2 separate regions of the Homo sapiens genome follow, and region 1 is linked to region 2. A link is an interaction called in ENCODE POLR2A ChIA-PET data of the cell type or tissue named here. Cell type or tissue: IMR-90. All regions are shown on one strand. Links, peaks and the distances in the headings refer to the core of each region. The heading gives the core; the rest is flanking DNA. Region 1 has its middle 21 kb from the start of CLEC18B. Region 2 overlaps RFWD3 (ring finger and WD repeat domain 3).

Region 1 (2,919 bases), core at 189-2,688, 200 kb before region 2:
TAACCTTTGGTTCCCTGATTTTTTGACATGAATCTAACGCTCTGCACCTTCCTCCTTCTTCTTGACAGTGACATTCATAAAGGCCAGAAGCTCGGTGTTTTTGTTTCTGTTGTCTGTATTCTGTATTCTGTTCCACTAGTCCATCTGTCCATCCTTGTACCAATACTTCACTGTCTTCACATTACAGTAACTTTTTAGTCTTGGTTCCTGGTAGGATAAGTCGGAGGTTTGTTGTTCTTCAAGATCACCTTGGATATTCTAGGTCCTTTACATTTCCATATAACATTTTAGAAACAGCTTGCCATTTTTCCACCCACAAAAACCATGCTGGGATTTGGTTGAGATGACTTTGACACCACACATCAGTTTGGGAAGAACCAACAACTTTATAATACTGAGTCTTCCAATGCATATACATAGTATATCCCTCCATTTAGTTACATTTTGTTAGACTTATTTCTAAGTATTTGATGCTTTTTGATGCTATCATAAATTATATTGTTTTGGCAATTTCATTTTCTATTTGTAGCTGTTAGGTATAAATACAGTTTATTTTTCTGTGTTCACCTGATACTCAGTGACCTTGCTAAACTAACTTATTAATTCTAATGGTTTATACATTTAAAAATTTACTGTATATTCCATCAAGTTGTCTGGAAATAATAAAAGTTTTATTTCTTCCTTTCCAATCTATGCTTTGGTTTGTTTTTTGAGACCGGTCTCATACTGTCGCTCAGGCTGGAGTGCAGTGTCAGATCTCCGCTCACCACAACCTCCACCTCCTGGGCTCAAGCGATCCTCCTGCCTCAGCCTCCTGAGCAGCGGGGACTCCAGGAGTATGCCACCAAACCCGGCTAATTTTCGTATCTCTTTTGGTACAGACAGGGTTTCACCATGTTGCCCAGGCTGATGTTGAACTCCTGGGCTCAAGCAATCTGCTTGCCTAGGCCTCCCAAAGTGCAAGGATTACAGGCATGAGCCGCCACGCCCAGCCAAAAAAAAAAAATTTTTTTTTTAAAGCTTTTCTCAAGTGGTTTTTGTTGTTGTTGTTGTTTGTTTTAGACAGGGCCTCACTCTGTCACCCAGACTGGAGTGCAGTAGCATGATCACAGATCACCCCAGGCTCAGGTGATCCTCTTACCTGAGTCTCCCAAGTAGCTTGGACTACAGGGATGCACCACCACACCTGGCTAATTTTTGTATTTTTGGTAAAGATGAGGTTTCACCATATTGCTCAGGCTGTGGAGTTCACGGAACATTGTAGCCTCAACCTCCAGGGCTCCAGCGATCCTCCCACCTCAGCTTCCTGAGTAGCTGGGACTACAGGCGCAAACCACCACGCCCAATTAAAAAAGTTTTTTTTTTGTAGAGATTGGGGGTGGGTCTTGCTATGCTGCCCAGGCTGGTGTTTCATTTTAAAAAATCCAATCTGACTTTTATTTGAGGTATTAGTCTGTTCTTGCATTGCTATAAGGAACTACCTGAGACTGGGTAATTTATGAAGAAAAGAGGTTTAATTGACTCACAGTTCTGCAGGCTGTACAGGAAGTGTGGCTGCGGAAGCCTCAGGAAACTTACAATCATGGGGGAAGGCGAAAGGGAAGCAGGGAAATCTTCCATGGCAGAGCAGGAGATAGAGAAGGGAGAAGAGTTACATGCTTTTAAGCAACCAAGTTTTGTGAGAACTCACTATCAAGAGGACAGCAAGGGGGAAGTCCGCCCTCATGATCCAATCACCTCCCCCCTGGCCTCTCCTCCAATAATGGGGAACACAACTCGACATGAGATTTGGGTGGAGATACAGAGCCAAACCATATAAAGGCGTTTAGACCATTTACAGTACAGTTGTTGACATGGTTTGGTCTATGTCTTTCTGATGGATTGACTCCTTTATATTATTAAGTATACATCTTTAATAATGTTTTCTGGTCTTAAAGTCTACTTTGTCTGATATAGTATAGCTACATAAACTGATATCTTTATTTTTATTTATTTATTTTTATTCAAACAGAGTTTCACTCTGTCTCCCAGGCTGGAGTGCAGTGGCATGATCTCGGCTCACTGCAACTTCCGCCTCCTGGGTTCAAGCGACTCTACTGCCTCAGCCTCCTGAGTAGCTGGGATTATAGGTGCACAGCACGACACCCAGCTAATTTGTGTATTTTTAGTAGAGATGGGGTTTCACCATATTGGCCAGGCTGGTCTTGAACTCCTGACCTCAAGTGATCTGCCTGCCTTGGCCTCCCAAAGTGCTGGGATTAGAGGCATAAGCCACCACACCCAGCCTCACTAGTTTTATTATCCACTGACTCGACTTGCTTGAGACGATTTTACTATGTTGGTTATCAAATGGTAACTTTCTAATTCTGTAATTCCTTCTGTGTTTATTAGCTCAAGGTCTATGGGATGCAGTGTTGACAGGGTTCTGTCTACTTCACTTGCCTCTGTTCCCAGGGCCTAGCTCTCCAAGTCTTTCAACTGAAATCCCATAGTATTCCCCAGGTTCCCTCCTTTTGAGAGATCTTGAAAACTGTCTACTCAGCTCATTGCAACCTCTGCCTCCCAGGCTCAAGCGATTCTCCTTCTTCAGCCTCCTGAGCTGGGATTACAGGCACACGCCACCAGGCCTGGCTAATTTTTGTATTTTTAGCAGAGATGGGGTTTCTCCATGTTGGCCAGGTTGGTCTTGAACTCCTAACCTCAAGTGATCCACCCGCCTTGGCCTCCCAAAGTGCTGGAATTACTGGTTTCTTTTTTTTTTTTTTTTTTTTTTTTTTGAGACAGGGTTTCACTCTGCCGCCCAGGCTGGAATGCAGTGACGCGATCTGAGCTCACTGCGGTGAAGCGATCTGAGCTCACTGCAGCCTCTGCCTCCTGGGTTCTAGCGATTCTCGTGCCGCAGCCTCTCGAGTAGCTGGG
Region 2 (2,919 bases), core at 138-2,637:
AAGCCCGATTTTGTGTATTTTTAGTAGAGACGGGGTTTCACCGTGTTAGTTAGGATGGTCTCGATCTCCTGACCTCGCGATCCGTCCGCCTTGGCCTCCCAAAGTGCAGGGATTACAGACGTGAGCCACCATGCCCAGCCAGTCACAAATATATTCTAAGATAATTATATAAGATTGTTCCAAGCAGGCCAGGTGTAGTAATCACACCTACAGTCCCAGCTTATTGGGAGGCCAAGGCAGGAGGATTCCTTGAGCTCAGGAGTTTGAAACCAGACTGGACAACATAGCAAGACCTTGTCCCTGTTAAAAATTTAAAAAATTAGCCATGTGTGGTGGCACATGCCTGCAGTCCCAAGTAGTCAGGAGGCTGAGGTAGAAGCATCACCTGAGCCCGGGATATTGAGGCTGCAGTGAGCTATGATTGTGCCACTGCACTCCAGCATGAGGGACAGAATGAGACCCTGTCTCAAAAAAGTTCAGTGTAGCATGATTTATATAAAGAAAAAAAATATTATTACCCTCCCAAGTAGTTGAGACAACACAGGCGTGTGCCACCATACACCAACCATGCTTTACATGATAAGAAAAAGAATTAATTCGCTGGGCGCAGTGGCTCACACCTGTAATCCTAGCACTTTGGGAGGCCAAGGCAGGCGGATCATGAAGTCAGGAGATCGAGACCATCCTGGCTGACATGGTGAAACCTCGTCTCTACTAAAATACAAAAAATTAGCCAGGCATGACGGCGTGTGCCTGTAGTTCCAGCTACTCGGGAGACTGAGGCAGGGGAATCGCTTGAACTCAGGAGGTGGAAAGAAAAGAATTAACTCAAAATTTATTTGTATGATGGAATGCCACGTAGCTATTAATAAGAACAAGATGAGACCAGGCATGGTGGCTCACGCCTGTAATCCCAGCACTTTGGGAGCCCGAAGCGGGCGGATCACCAGGTCAGGAGATCAAGACCATCCTGGCTAACACGGTGAAACCCCGTCTCAACAACAACAACAACAACAACAACAACAACAAAATTAGCCAGGTGTGGTGGCAGGCGCCTGTAGTCCCAGCTACCGGGAGGCTGAGGCAGGAGAATGGTGTGAACCTGGGAGGCGGAGCCTGCAGTGAGCCGAGATCATGCCACTGCACTCCAGCCTGGGTGACAGAGCGACACTCGTCTCAAAAAAAAAAAAAGATTCAATTTTATGTACTGATAACAGAAAGCTCTCCAAGATGTACTAAGCTGGGAAAAATGAGCCAGACTCAAATAAAAACACAAAGAGCACATAGAAATATGCAAAAAATGTTAAATGATGTTTTGACATTGGAAGAATTCACAGCAGATGTAAATTACTCATACTGAGGACAATGATGTATAGGTGTTATTTTTATTTTTTTTTTGACATGGAGTCTTGGTCTGTTACCCAGGCTGGAGTGCAATGGCACAATCTCGGCTCACCACAACCTCCGCCTCTCAGATTCAAGTGACTCTCCTGCCTCAGCTTCCCGAGTAGCTGGGACTATAGGCACGCACCACCATATCCGGCTAATTTTTGTATTTTTAGTAGAGATGGGGTTTCACCCTGTTGGCCAGGCTGGTCTCAAACTCCTGTGCTCAGGTGACTCACCCACCTTGACTTCCCACAGTGCTGGGATTACAGGTGTGAGCCACTGCGCCCGGCCAACATTATTATTACTATTCTTTGAGATGAAGTCGTGCTCCGTCTCCCAAGCTAGAGCGCAGTGACGCTATTTGGGCTCACTGCAACTTCTGCCTCCCAGGTTCAAGCGATTCTCCTATCTCAGCCTCCTGAGTAGCTGGGATTATATGCGCCTGCCAACATACCCAGCTAATCTTTGCATTTTTACTAGGGATGGGGTTTCGCCATGTTGGCCAGGCTGGTCTTGAACTCCTGACCTCAGGTGATCCGCCCGCCTTGGCCTCCAACAGTGCTGGGATTATAGGCATGGGCCACCGCGCCCAGCCCATTATTTTTAAAAATAAAAATTATCACCTACTAACCATATTCTGCCTGATTTTTTTTTAATTTTAATTTTTTTATTGAGACAGGGTCTCACTCTGCTGCCATGGAGTGCAGTGGTGCAATCATGGCTCACTGAAGCCTTGACCTCCCAGGCTCAAGTAATCCTGTCTCAGACTCCCTAAGTAGCTAGGACTATAGGCGCATGCCACCACACCTGGCGAATGTGCTTAATAATTTATAAAGCACATTTATGTCTATTTTTTCAACTGATACTTAACCTTGTTGGCTAGACAGGACAGGTTATCCTCAATACTCCTCCCTCCCCATTTTTAAATCTAAGAGACAGCAGTCACACAAATAATGAGTAACTGGGATAGGATCCACACCTGGACCTCTTGCCTACAAAGCCTGCAAGCTTCCCATTTTAACCTGCAGCCCCACTTTGGTTAGAGACTAGGTTTCACCATGTTGGCCAGGCTGGTCTCAAACTCCCTACTTCAGGTGATCCACCCGCCTTGGCCTCCCAAAGTGCTGGGATTACAGGTGTAAGCCACCGTGCCCAGCCAAAAACCCAAACCTTTTATTTAAAAGGATATTCAGAGGCCAGGAACGGTGGCTCACACCTATAATCCCAGCACTTTGGGAGGCCGAGGTGGGTGGATCACAAGGTCAGGAGTTTGAGACCAGCCTGGCCAGTATGGTGAAACCCCGTCTCTAACTTAAAAGACAAAAATTAGCTGGGCGGGGTGGCGTGTGCCTGTAGTCCCAGCTGCTCGGGAGGCTGAGGTAGGAGAATTGCTTAAACACGGGAGGCAGAGGTTATTGTGGTGAGCTGAGATCGCACCACCGCACTCCACCCTGGGCAACAGAGTGAGACTCCGTCTCAAAAAAAAAGAAAAAAAAGGGGATATTCAGGTTGGGCATGGTGGCTCATGAC

Evidence for each region. Peaks named below come from ENCODE experiments on the same cell type or tissue, not always from the same donor. Only the 100,000 strongest peaks of a DNase experiment are listed, where the experiment ranks them.
Region 1: POLR2A ChIA-PET joins it to region 2 with 28 read pairs; 6 of 35 experiments call an interaction of 5 or more read pairs at or near these places.

What each region holds. Positions count from the first base shown.
Region 1 is chr16:74,441,298-74,444,216 of GRCh38, forward strand. No RefSeq gene overlaps it. Among named protein-coding and RNA genes, the nearest start is that of CLEC18B, 21 kb to the left of the region's middle. In IMR-90, for the core only: no CTCF peak of the experiment used is centred there; no DNase peak of the experiment used is centred there.
Region 2 is chr16:74,645,908-74,648,826 of GRCh38, forward strand. All of the region lies in intron 4 of RFWD3 (ring finger and WD repeat domain 3), which reads right to left. Among named protein-coding and RNA genes, the nearest start is that of RFWD3, 20 kb to the right of the region's middle. In IMR-90, for the core only: no CTCF peak of the experiment used is centred there; a DNase peak (open chromatin) is centred at 1,274; H3K27ac peaks cover 146 bases.